Linked DNA regions of Homo sapiens: regions 2, 3 and 4 are each linked to region 1. A link is a contact called in ENCODE Hi-C or POLR2A ChIA-PET data. All regions are on one chromosome and are shown on one strand. Each heading gives the region's core, a stretch centred on a gene start or an enhancer-like site at or near the end of the contact. The rest is flanking DNA. Distances are from core to core; before and after follow the strand shown. Region 1 holds the start of PPP1R12B (protein phosphatase 1 regulatory subunit 12B). Region 2 holds the start of LINC01353 (long intergenic non-protein coding RNA 1353). Region 3 holds the start of CSRP1-AS1 (CSRP1 antisense RNA 1). Region 4 holds the start of RABIF (RAB interacting factor).

What was found. A loop is a pair of places that touch in the nucleus more often than their neighbours do. ChIA-PET counts read pairs that join two places held with the same protein, here RNA polymerase II (POLR2A). Pooled maps may share reads with other maps.
Region 2: a loop to region 1 is called in a map with no recorded cell type, with 9 times the contacts of the local background. The contact joins the promoter of LINC01353 here to the promoter of PPP1R12B in region 1. A Hi-C loop is called at or near these places in 1 of 37 single-sample maps with no recorded cell type and 8 of 50 pooled maps. POLR2A ChIA-PET finds 5 or more read pairs at or near these places in 1 of 52 experiments (activated CD4-positive, alpha-beta T cell).
Region 3: a map of CD8-positive, alpha-beta T cell shows a loop between it and region 1 (9-fold over the local background). The contact joins the promoter of CSRP1-AS1 here to the promoter of PPP1R12B in region 1. A Hi-C loop is called at or near these places in 1 of 168 maps with a recorded cell type or tissue (CD8-positive, alpha-beta T cell) and 8 of 50 pooled maps. POLR2A ChIA-PET finds 5 or more read pairs at or near these places in 1 of 52 experiments (CD4-positive, alpha-beta T cell).
Region 4: a map of CD8-positive, alpha-beta T cell shows a loop between it and region 1 (31-fold over the local background). The contact joins the promoter of RABIF here to the promoter of PPP1R12B in region 1. A Hi-C loop is called at or near these places in 7 of 168 maps with a recorded cell type or tissue (CD14-positive monocyte, CD4-positive, alpha-beta T cell, CD4-positive, alpha-beta memory T cell and 2 more), 10 of 37 single-sample maps with no recorded cell type and 18 of 50 pooled maps. POLR2A ChIA-PET finds 5 or more read pairs at or near these places in 5 of 52 experiments (B cell, CD8-positive, alpha-beta T cell, GM12878 and 2 more).

Annotation. Positions count from the first base shown.
Region 1 is chr1:202,347,315-202,350,003 of GRCh38, forward strand. It overlaps PPP1R12B (protein phosphatase 1 regulatory subunit 12B), which reads left to right and starts at 1,385. Exons shown (of 24, transcript NM_002481.4): 1 at 1,385-1,828. The coding sequence starts at 1,538. RefSeq lists enhancers at 1,132-1,672, 1,344-1,653.
Region 2 is chr1:203,285,805-203,288,493 of GRCh38, forward strand. LINC01353 (long intergenic non-protein coding RNA 1353) reads left to right here and starts at 1,348. Exons shown (of 3, transcript NR_117097.1): 1 at 1,348-1,507; 2 at 2,185-2,502. RefSeq lists an enhancer at 1,154-2,353.
Region 3 is chr1:201,505,860-201,508,548 of GRCh38, forward strand. CSRP1-AS1 (CSRP1 antisense RNA 1) reads left to right here and starts at 1,354. Exons shown (of 2, transcript NR_160747.1): 1 at 1,354-1,560. CSRP1 (cysteine and glycine rich protein 1) reads right to left here and starts at 1,264. Exons shown (of 6, transcript NM_004078.3): 1 at 1,211-1,264. RefSeq lists a silencer at 966-1,595.
Region 4 is chr1:202,887,798-202,890,486 of GRCh38, forward strand. RABIF (RAB interacting factor) reads right to left here and starts at 1,352. Exons shown (of 2, transcript NM_002871.5): 1 at 1,176-1,352. The coding sequence starts at 1,301. RefSeq lists a silencer at 758-1,047 and an enhancer at 1,118-1,387.

The DNA.
Region 1 (2,689 bases), core at 135-2,634:
CTTCAGCCTGGGAGGTTGAGGCTACAGTGATCCACGACCATGCCACTGCCCTCCAGCCTGGGTGACAGAGCGAGACCCTGTCTCAAACAAAACAAAACAAAACAAAACAATCGGACAGATACATGTTTTATAACCCAGTCTTGGTGAATATAAAAATGTTCTATTTGCTACCTTAGGAATTTAGTATGATTTAGTATGCTTGATAGTATCTTTCTCTAGCTTTGAAAAAAAAAATCATGGGACAGGTACAGTGGCTCAGGGCTGTAATACCAACACTTTGGGAGGCTGAGGCAGGAGGATCGCTTGTGTCTAAGAGTTCCAGACCAGCCTGGGCAACATGGTGAGACCTTGTCTCTACAAAAAAATAAAAAAATAGTGGGTGTGGTGGTGGGCACCTGTAGTCCTAGCTACTGGGGAGACTGAGGTGGGAGGATCGCTTGAGCCCAGGAGGTTGAGTCTGCAGTGAGCCGTGATTGCGCCATTGCACTCAGCCTGGGTGACAGAGTGAGACTCTGTCTCAAAAGAAAAGAAATAAAAATCATGGAAGACATCTATTCTGTCTTGTAAAAATTTAAGGTATATGAAAAGAGTAGAGGAGGAGGAGGAGGGAGAAGGAAGAGAAATTATTTATTGGGATCCAATATGTGCCAAAGATAGTATTAGGCATCCTTGCATGTATTATTTCATTTGATCCACATGACTACCCTGTGAGATGTTATTCCCATTTTACACATAAGAAAACTGGCTAAGAGAAGTCAAGTAATTTGTCTGCGGCTGTGAATTCAATTTAAATTCACAGCTTAAACTCTTTTCACTACATCTGAATGCATCATTTTCAAGATCTTTTCTGGGCCTGGAGTAAGTTGACAGTATTTATGTAAAACATGTAATACTGTATCTGTATGTATGCTCCTCTTCCCCACGCTCATTCACATTTACCGTGATTAATACACATGTTAATAAAACCCTAGACTTAGAACTAGGATATAGAATCCAGTCGTTTAGGTACTTAATGTTTAGTTCTCTCCTCCAGAAAACAGGAATAATTACCGCCTTTTTTCCACTCCAAAGAATTGATGTGATAATTAGGGAGATAAGATTAGTTACTAGTCATAACAAGAATAAACTACAACTCCCAAAATGCCCAGAGGAAGAGGCTGACGCCAGTCCAGGAGACAGTTCCAGCTTTAGGGCAAAGGTGACCCCACTGGGTCCCGTGGCGAAAGAGAGAGCCGCCGGTCCTCGCCTTTTTTCTGATGCATCCAGGGATTTGTAGTTCCCTTACGGCCACCAAGTGCACTTAGGGCAGGCCTCTTACTACGAGTCCCGTGATGACCCGAGGCCGGGCAGCGCCTGCGTATTGAAGCCGAGGGAGCGTGCGGGCGGTACTACTGGCGGGAGGAGTAAAGATGGCGGCGCGAGGGTCTCCGCCCTCTGCTCCGGGCTGAAGCGCTCTGAGAGAGGCGGCAGCGGCAACTCGAGCCCCAACAGTAATTTAGTGTTGGTAGTTTTGGCAGCAGCTGCCGAGGCCGGAGCAATGGCGGAACTGGAGCACCTAGGAGGGAAGCGGGCAGAGTCGGCGCGAATGCGGCGGGCAGAGCAGCTTCGGCGCTGGCGGGGCTCGCTGACAGAGCAGGAGCCTGCGGAGCGACGAGGCGCGGGGCGGCAGCCGCTGACCAGGCGCGGGAGCCCCAGGGTCCGCTTCGAGGACGGTGCTGTCTTTCTGGCCGCCTGCTCTAGCGGGGACACCGACGAGGTGAGAAAGCTTCTGGCAAGAGGTGCTGATATCAACACGGTCAACGTGGACGGCTTGACAGCCCTGCACCAGGTAACTCCTTTCTTGGTCTTAGAGGCGTCCAGTCTCCTACAGATGAGCCTTTGACCCTGCGAGCCACCCCATGGGGAGTATCAGTGTTGCCGCCGACTCCTTCTGCATGGACACTGCCCTTTTGGGCTAATCGGTTTCATTCTTGGCCAGCTTCCTCCACTAATCAAGTCTTTTTCTGACCCCAGGGTCTTAGGAATAGCGTCACCCCGCTGCTTGGTCAGTGTTTGTATTTCCCTCCACCTACTTGTGTTGTCATGGTTACTGGTGATTTTTGTCCCTGGTCTTATCCCTGTAGATTAGTTATCTTCACTTATGTCTGGTTGGCGTGCCTGCACACCGCGTCACTCATAGGCACAGTGTCATTTGTTTGATGCCCTTTCAGAAAATTCAGTTGTTGTGTGTCCCCGTTATAGAATATCTTATATCACTTAAAGAGTAAAGCCCTTTACTGGGTAAAGACAAGCAGGTCTGAAACCACACCTCTTGTTTTGTTGATTTGTAGTACTTCAAAACAGTTTGTGTTGCCTCTAGGCTACAGCTCCTAGAACACGCTGGACCTCGTTGTTTTAGGTATCTTAACTTCCTTCTCAGCAGTGCTACCTCCCTGAGAGCTTCCTATGGAGAACTAAGTTACTGAATTACCTCTGTTTGATACTTATGGAATAGCTTTTCTATTTTTCTATTTTTTTTTCTAAAGTGCTCTATAGAAATCCCATGCCCCATGTATAGCTATACTATATGGATTGTGGATAATCTGTGCTTGGTAACGACACCTTTACTTCTGTCACCTAATGCAGCAATATTCTCTGTCTACTGACTGCCATGACTAACTACCCCTCTCTCCTCAAATGGAACTTCATC
Region 2 (2,689 bases), core at 98-2,597, 940 kb after region 1:
ACTTTATGGATGAGGCAACTGAAGCACAGCGAATATTAGGTAACTGTTAAAGATAAGATTTGAACCCAAGCGGTCTGGCACAGCAGCCGGAACCTCCGACCACCCATCACACAGTTCCGCCTCTATTAGAAGAAGACCACTCTGGTGAGCTTCCTGGGGGAGGAGAAACTCTTGTTACAATAATCAATAATCAATCAAATTTCCAAGGAGATTTCTCTGGACCTTTGGAGGGAGATTCAAAAGCCCTTCTCCATCCCACTTCTAGGTCTGCTTGCTAAGTCAGGAATAAAGCTACCCTGGATCTTCTGGAACTTTCTGTTCTCTGAGGCAGGAGGGCATTTCTTTGGCCAGGACCTCCCAGCTCAGAGGCTCATTGGCCCCAGAAACATGGGTGGCCCACTGGAGGTGGGCTGTGCCAGTTGGCTTTCAGACGGGAAGCTGCTGGGCACGCTTGTTCTCCACCACACCTCTGCAAGGTGAACCTGGGACTGGGAGGGACAGCCTGCTGAGGACTGAGAGCGTGGGACACTTATGACTGTCACACTCCTTCTCTGCAAATCTTCCTCTAAAAGGCTTCCCAGGGCTTGGCTCTGCTTGGTTCTCTGAGCTCCTCCTGCAGGCAGCTGCCTTTCAGTTCACTATTGTATCCCAGTGAATCCAAAATTAGCTTGATTCACAACAGAAAATGAGCACAAAACCCCTCTATAGCCAGAGAGTGATTGTCTACAAAGTCCTATGTGGTAGAAATAAGGCTTTGCCCCAAGGAGCCATCTGGCTGTGTGCCCTCTCCCACACGCACACTTCCATTTGGCACACTTATTGTTATCCTGTGCTGTGAGGGAACAGAGGTACTGGCCACGGATCCATTGCAGAGGAGCCAGCTTATACTCCCACGGTGCTAGGAAGGAGGCGGGACAGGTAAGACAAGCACACAAACCATGGAAAAAACTGGAGGAAACTTTCCACACCTCTTAAGCAACTGGTGCATTTCCCTGTGGTGTAGGTTGAGTAAGTAAGCCCGAGGAGAGAGGATGGGGTGGACTCAGATGCCCAGGGAGGCAAGTCTTGGTTTGGGGTTTTCAGGAAGGCAGGGCCACTTGTAGAGATTGCAGCTGGTGGTGAACTGGGGTCTGTGGAGGTGGCAGGCAGAAATAGCAACTCGTGTGTCCATGGTGGCACCGTTTTCAATGCGCCTTCATAACCATATCTCGTTTGATCCTGACAGTCCCTCTATAAGCAGTTTGCCACTGTCATTTTTCAGATGAAAACATCGAGGCTTAGAGGGGTTTCTGAGTAGCTGAGAAGTCAGGACTTCACACTCCCGATCTTTCCCCTGGCCTCCAGTTTGCCTGGCAAAGTCACAGGAAGTATCTCCATGGCACCGCATCAGCCCTCACAGAGCAGGAAACCTTGATTTCTACAGAGGCTGTTTCCTCCCAGCCTTGTGCAAGGCCCACTGCAGAGACAAAATTATGGTGGCCAAAGTGTGAATGCCAAGGCCACACTGGTAAGAGCCAGTGGCTGGGCAGCTGCAGTCACCCCACCGAAGGTAGACGGGTGTGGCTCAGTGGCAGGCAGAGGCTGGTCCCCACAGGGAGGAGGAGGGAGCCTGTGGGCGGCCCAGGGGCTGCCCCTCTGTCCCCAGGGGAGTGGGTGGAGGCCTGAGGGGGACTGTGCTGAGATGTTTGGTCATCAGAGGTCTGGGTGGGGGGTTGGGGAGGTAAAGCAAGAGTCTCTTATTTTTAAACCAATCAATGAGAGGACAGCTGTTCTTTGTTTCCATGAGCTCAGCAGAAGAGGAAATGGTTTGCCTGTGCGGTGGGGGAGGAGGAGAGGGTAGGGTTTTAGGTTAGTGCCCTGGCTGTGATGAAGTGGAACTTGTTACCCAAGGACTTCCCTTTTAGGCAGAATGTCTGCTTTCCTACCAGGAAGAGTGGCTTGGCCCTCTGCTGAGGCTCTCAGAGGTTCTCCCAGCCTTGGGATCGCTGAGTAAAACCAGTCAGCACCATGTCACCCTATGGAGACTGGTATTACCTTGCGCCTGTGTGTGGTGACAGCGGGCATCCTTTGGCCTGCATAGCAAAGGGCCACTCCCCTCCTTTCCTCCTGTCTCCCTTCTTCCCCAACCCCTCTCTCTTGGAGGACAGAGTCTGCTCCCCTAAATTCTACTGGGTTCTTTTTCAGGCCTCCATCCCTGGGATTTGCTGGTAGAAGAAAGGGAATCAGCGCTGACTGAGCTCCTACTATGTGCCCTTCCTGGGCCTGGCACTGGAATCACAGGATGAATGAATAAGGCATATTTCCTGCCCTGAGGAGGCGTCTATAGGGGAAGTCGGAATTAAGGCACCTCCAGAATTCTGAGGTCAAGGGAATGTCAACAGAGCTGTGAACAAAATGCCCAAAGCCATGAAAATCTACAGAGAGAGACTCGAAGGGGAGGAATGGGGTAGGAGCTGGTGCCGAGGATGAGAGGGGAGAATTCACCTGGTGGAGAACTGATAGGTGGGGGCTGTTTTCAAAGTATTTTCACAAACGTTTATTCTCTTGACTCTCACAATAAACGAAGCCAGCCAGAAAGTATTCTCCCCATTTCAGTGATAAGGAAATGGAGGCTCAGAAGGGTGGAATGGCCCAGGGCAGGGCAAAGCTGGGGTGGAAGCATCGGTCTTGTGCTTCCACACTCATTGCA
Region 3 (2,689 bases), core at 104-2,603, 840 kb before region 1:
AAATCCCCAACATGCAGTCTGAGAGGACAGAGGGAGACAACCAGCACCTCCAGCCTCCTTAGCTTCTGGGAGGAAGGCAAGGGATGAGGGGAGGACAAGAAAGACAGTAACTGAGAGATCACTCCTGTGTTGGAGGTTCTGTGTAATATGCTCCCCAAGTAGCATCCCTGAAAGAAACTGAGACATTGAGAAGTTAAATAGTTTGTCCAAGGAAACCTGCGCGTTAAGTGGCAAATCCAAGAGTCAAAACTCTGCCTTCCAAACAATCCCACCAAGACTCCAAGCCACCTCTTCATGATATACTGATATACTTTCTACCAGGGCCCAGTGGATTTCCTCGGTGCCACTGTGATAGTATCCCAGCGTGGGGAGAGCCTGCCCATTCATTCACTCTCAGGGAGCAGCTGGTGGGTGGCTGGAGCCCAGGGCTCTAGGCAGAGCCTGAGCCCACTATTGCTCCAGCCGATTCCTGGGTCCTGGTTAGTTCACAACAGCACCAGAACCAGAAGCATGCAAAATATTCTCTAGTCTGTACCAGTAGATACAATACCTGCCTCAGAGGGCTGATTGTTAGCTAACACATTGTGATTTGCTTTAAATGTGCTCAATACCAGCCCCTTTATCACTTCCCAGCTTTCAAGGACTGAGGCCACAAAACACTGACTGCAGGCTCTTTCAGGTTTCAGTAACCATCACCACCTAGCACCAAGATTTGGAGTGGAGAGGTTTCCATGCAGTTATTTCACAAGAGGGAAAACTCACACCTGCGCTCAGGGACACAGATGTCCAAGGTCAGGCCCAGATGTTTGCCCCACCCCGCCCGCGGGCATTTTCTCCCCAGCAGGAGGGTGAGGGAGGGGGTGGCACGGATGCCCTCATCTCTCTGCCATACAATGAGCGTCAGTGGCGCGCAGAATCGCCGATTGTTCTGCCCGACTTGCAGGCGGTTGCGGGGAGCCGGGTCGCCCTGGGTCACGCACACGCGGAAGTCAACTGTGTCCAGGAAGCCCAGGAAGGCCCGGGATGGGGACGGACCTAGTGCCTCCAGAAAAGAGCAGCACTGCCCGGGCTAACTGCGGTCACTTCTCACAGTTCCCCGCCTGCGACAGCCCCGGGGCTGCGGCGGGGCTGGCAAGACCGGGAGGCGCTGAGTGCGTGCCCAGGCGCCCCTCCGCGGCGGGCAGAGCCGCGCGACTCAGGGCGCACTCACCTGGCAGCTGGCTCGGCGGCGCAGGGGCGGCAGGCGCTCTCGGAAGTGGCGGCTGGGTGCGCCCGGCCTGCGCGCCGTTTTGTTCCGCTCCGCGGAAGGCGTGTCCCGGGCCACGCCAACCAGTGGGCTTTGCACACTGCACCACTCCAGGGCTGATGTCATGGCGCGAAGCCCGGCGGTGCTGCCCTCCTAGGCCCCGGGAAGGCCGGCCGGCAGGGGCGGGGGCAGGAGTCGCCGACTCTGGGGGTGCTCCGAGCTCGTGCTGCGGTCCCACTGTGCGCCCTGTCGCCGCCACCGCGGAAAACGTCTTGCACGTGCGAGGGGCATTTCAGGAGTTTCCTGTCTGTCAGGTGAGAAGGCGGAGATATGACCTTAGAGGTCAGACCCATGATAAACTTGAGCCCCTAACGAAAGGGTGTCTCGAATTTACTTGTCCTGGTGGCAGAGGGTGAGGGACACATTTTGGGCGCCAGGGTAAGACAGACCCTTCCAGGGCAGGTCTGATTCTGCCCATCCACTCACTAGCTGGGCCCTGGGCCTAGACAGCCCTTCTGGGTTCAGGGTCATCTGTGAACGGCGTGTAATCTACAGGGATGTGAGGGGCTAAAAGGAGATCCGGTAGGACCCGCAGACCTTCAGCAGCACCCGGCATGTAATAGACACTCAATAAATGTAACTCCCCCCTCCAACAGCTCTTGCCCCTCAGTTTTTCCCAGTCTTCCCTGCTACCCTAAGGACAACACCTGGAAAAAGGTGTTCTCCCGCAAAAGCAGCAGTTCTGAAAAGTGGGTGCCTCCATAGAGGCTTTTCTCTGGGGCTCCAACCTTCAGTAGGACAGACACAGGCTCAGGCCACTCAAGCTGCCCCTGGGGCAGTTTCCAGGGGACATTCTGTCCACACCTCCTCACCCAGTCCCCAGCCCTTCCTGAGTGCCCCGTGCAGGCATTTCAGGGAGCAGAGAAGCTCACAGCCTCCAGCTGGTCACCCTACACCCCAGGTGGCCCATAGATGCAGCTGCTATGTCTTCCACCCTGGGCAGGTGTCAAGGGTTCAGGCCCCAACCGGCTTCACTTAAAGCCCTGGTTTGCTGAATCAACTTTTTGCCAGGAATAAAGTTAAGCATCTTATGATCTAGAAAATGAAGTATTTGGCCAGGCACTGTGGCTCACGCCTGTAATCCCAACACTTTGGGAGGCCGAGGCAGGCAGATTGCTTAAACCCAGGAGTTCGAGACCTGGTGAAACCCTGTTTCTACAAAAAAATTAAAAAAATTAGCCAGGCGTGGTGGTGTGTGCCTGTAATCCAAGCTACTCGAGAGGCTGAGGTGGAAGGATCACTTGAACTCAGGAGGCAGAGGTTGCAGTGAGCCAAGATTGCACCACTGCACTCCAGCCTGGGCGACAGAGCAAGAGTGTTTCTCAAAAAAAAAAGTGTTTATCTAGGTTTTTCTTGCTTTCTACCATAAGTAACATCTTTCCT
Region 4 (2,689 bases), core at 102-2,601, 540 kb after region 1:
CCAGCCTAACTGTTTTAATGTTAATGAATGATAGTCAGGACTCAATTCCATGTATGTTTCAATTCCAAGATCCATGTTCTTTCCACTGACTCCATAATGCCACTAACTTCGTAAAATTAATTGAGAACTCTACTCCTAAACCTTGAAGTCTTAAAAGAACCCCGGGACCTCCACCAATCTCTAGATCAAAAGTCATCAAAATACCTACAAAACAACAGACACAGATTCCCTTTTTTCCTCCTTTGATGAAAGGCTGTTTTGGACGAATGGGTACCTCTTGCTCTTCTACTAGACATTACACTTCACCATCTGTTCAAGCACGTGAAATAATAAAATGATCTGCATATTTTTAGAAATAATTTTGAATGATAGGATGTGTCTATGGTTGAAATGACATTATATTTGCACTTCAACACAGTTTACCGAAATAAATTTTTTTTTCAACTTTCTCACTTGCGATGATGGTGGTAGGAAGGGTATTAAAATCCCTAAACTGAAGGGAAAAAAAAAGTTTTTCTTCGAAATTTACTTCCAGGACGTCAGGGATCTACTGCACTTGAAATATGATTCATCTGGAAAACCACAGGCTTCCAGTGCCTCGGTAAAGTGGGTAGGTTACCAGGGTTATTTTGCCGCGTCCCCAACACCAGTTGTTCCTGGGGATCCTCTGTGGAGCAGATAGGTGCCCGTCATAAATGAGACGGTGAATTCAGGACTGGCGGGTGAGGTCTAAAGTGGGAAAGGAACCCAGCAACACCCGCGGTGAGCGGCGGCCGAGAGGCACCTGCCGGGTCCTGCAAGCTGGCGGGAGCTCCGAGAGCCGGAATGGGGCGCCTCCCTTCCACGCGCCCGCGGAGCACCGGCCTTGGACGGCGGCGGGGCGCACGGCCCGCGCTCGAAGCCCCCCCGGGGGCAGAGGGCCGGGCTGGCTGGGCCGGGTGGCCCAGGGAAGGGTTCCCGCGGCAAAAGATGCCGGGGCGGGACCCGGTTCCCTCCCTAGCCTTCAGCGGCCCCAGGGGCGGAGCCTCGCCGAGCTGAGGCCCGAGGGGCGGGGCTTAAGGCCGCGCGAGGAGGGCGCGGTTGCCGGAAATTGAAGAGCCGGGGTTCAGATTCTGACTGCGGCGGCTCGTCGGGGGAGACTGTGGGTGTAAACGGCCTCCAACCTGCCTCCCTACCTGTCGGCGAGAGAAGAGAGCGGTCCCTGGCTGCAGCACCCGGGAGCCGCAACGCTGGCACAGCACCGCCTTCCGGTTTCGGCCCTCGGCTGACACTAACTCGCTCGGCTGCTCCGCTGGTTCCATCGCCGCTGCCGCCACAGGCTCCTCAGCCACGGCTGCGCAGACGCTGTCTCTGCTGGCTCGTTATTCACTGCGCTGGCGCGGCTTGGCAGAGGCGGGGCGGCGAGCGGACGGTCACTATGTCTCTGCGCAGGCGCCCGCTTCCCCGCTCTGGACTCTACTGCGCAAGCGCCTTCATTCATTGCCTAACCTAAGTGGCTAGGTGTCGGCAGGCTTTGTGACAGGGACACTTCTTGGCACCAGTGACACATCTCCATACCCACCTGGCCACTGGGCTTCACTTAAAACCTAGACAAATCATTAGGTTGACCTTACTGTTTAGTTTTCTGGGATCTGAATTTAGTCTCCTGAATAAATGGGGACATTATTGGGGGCAATATGAAGGGAATCTGGGTCGGACTTCCCATCAAGTTTTAGCCACATTAGCTTCTTCTATAGGAAACTACTTAGAGGGGCATGTATCTTTTCGGTATTGGAAAAAGATGCGTGGAAACTTTAATTGCTGGTCTCTTCTACTCATTGTGACCATTTACTATGCGGCAAAATGTGTCAAAGCGCCTTTAGAAACTTACTAAATCATCAGTTTCCTTACGGGGTCGGCACGCTTGTGCACAAAATGAGAAAGGTAAAGATCAGAAAGGTTGCAGCACAACTCTAAAGCCACTGCTCTTAATTAACTAGGATTGTCAGGAAAGCAAGATTATTTCAGACAGAACAGTATTATATATGAACAAGGGTGAGAACAAATTTAGGAATGGTTAGTAGACCACTGTGGCTGACCCACATTACACGTGGGGAGAAGTGGTAGTAGAGGTAGGTAAGGCAGAGTGGGCCCAGAGCTCCATGGCTTTAATGTCATGCTAAGGAATTTAACATTAATAACATGAACAATGGGAATCTGTGGAATTTTAGGCCAGAAATAACTGTTCGATATTTACTGTCTGCTGTATGTTAAGCACTGTAATGATCCTATCTGTGCTTCAGAAAGATAACCTATGAATAAATAGAGGGGCTAGATTGAAGAGAGGAAAAAGAGTAGAGGTAAGGTATCAGGTAGCTATTACCTCATCAGTCTAGCTCAGAAAGGCCCTGAAGCTAGCAGAGGGAACAAAGATATGGGAATGGACTTGAAACAATTAAAATTGTACAGAACTTAGAAACTAGCTGGATGTCTGTATTGTGATGGGGGTGACACAAAGCAACTGCTGGTTTTCCCAGGTTAGATAACTAAGTAGCTGGTTGCCAGTTATGGGAGCTTAAAAAAATAAGATGAACCACCAAATTAGGGGTATCTCTGTGTATGTATGTGAGCACATGAAAGTGTGTACGATTGTGAAGAGTGAAAAAGGAGCTGTTTTACGTGTTGATTTTTCTGTAGAACATACCATTGT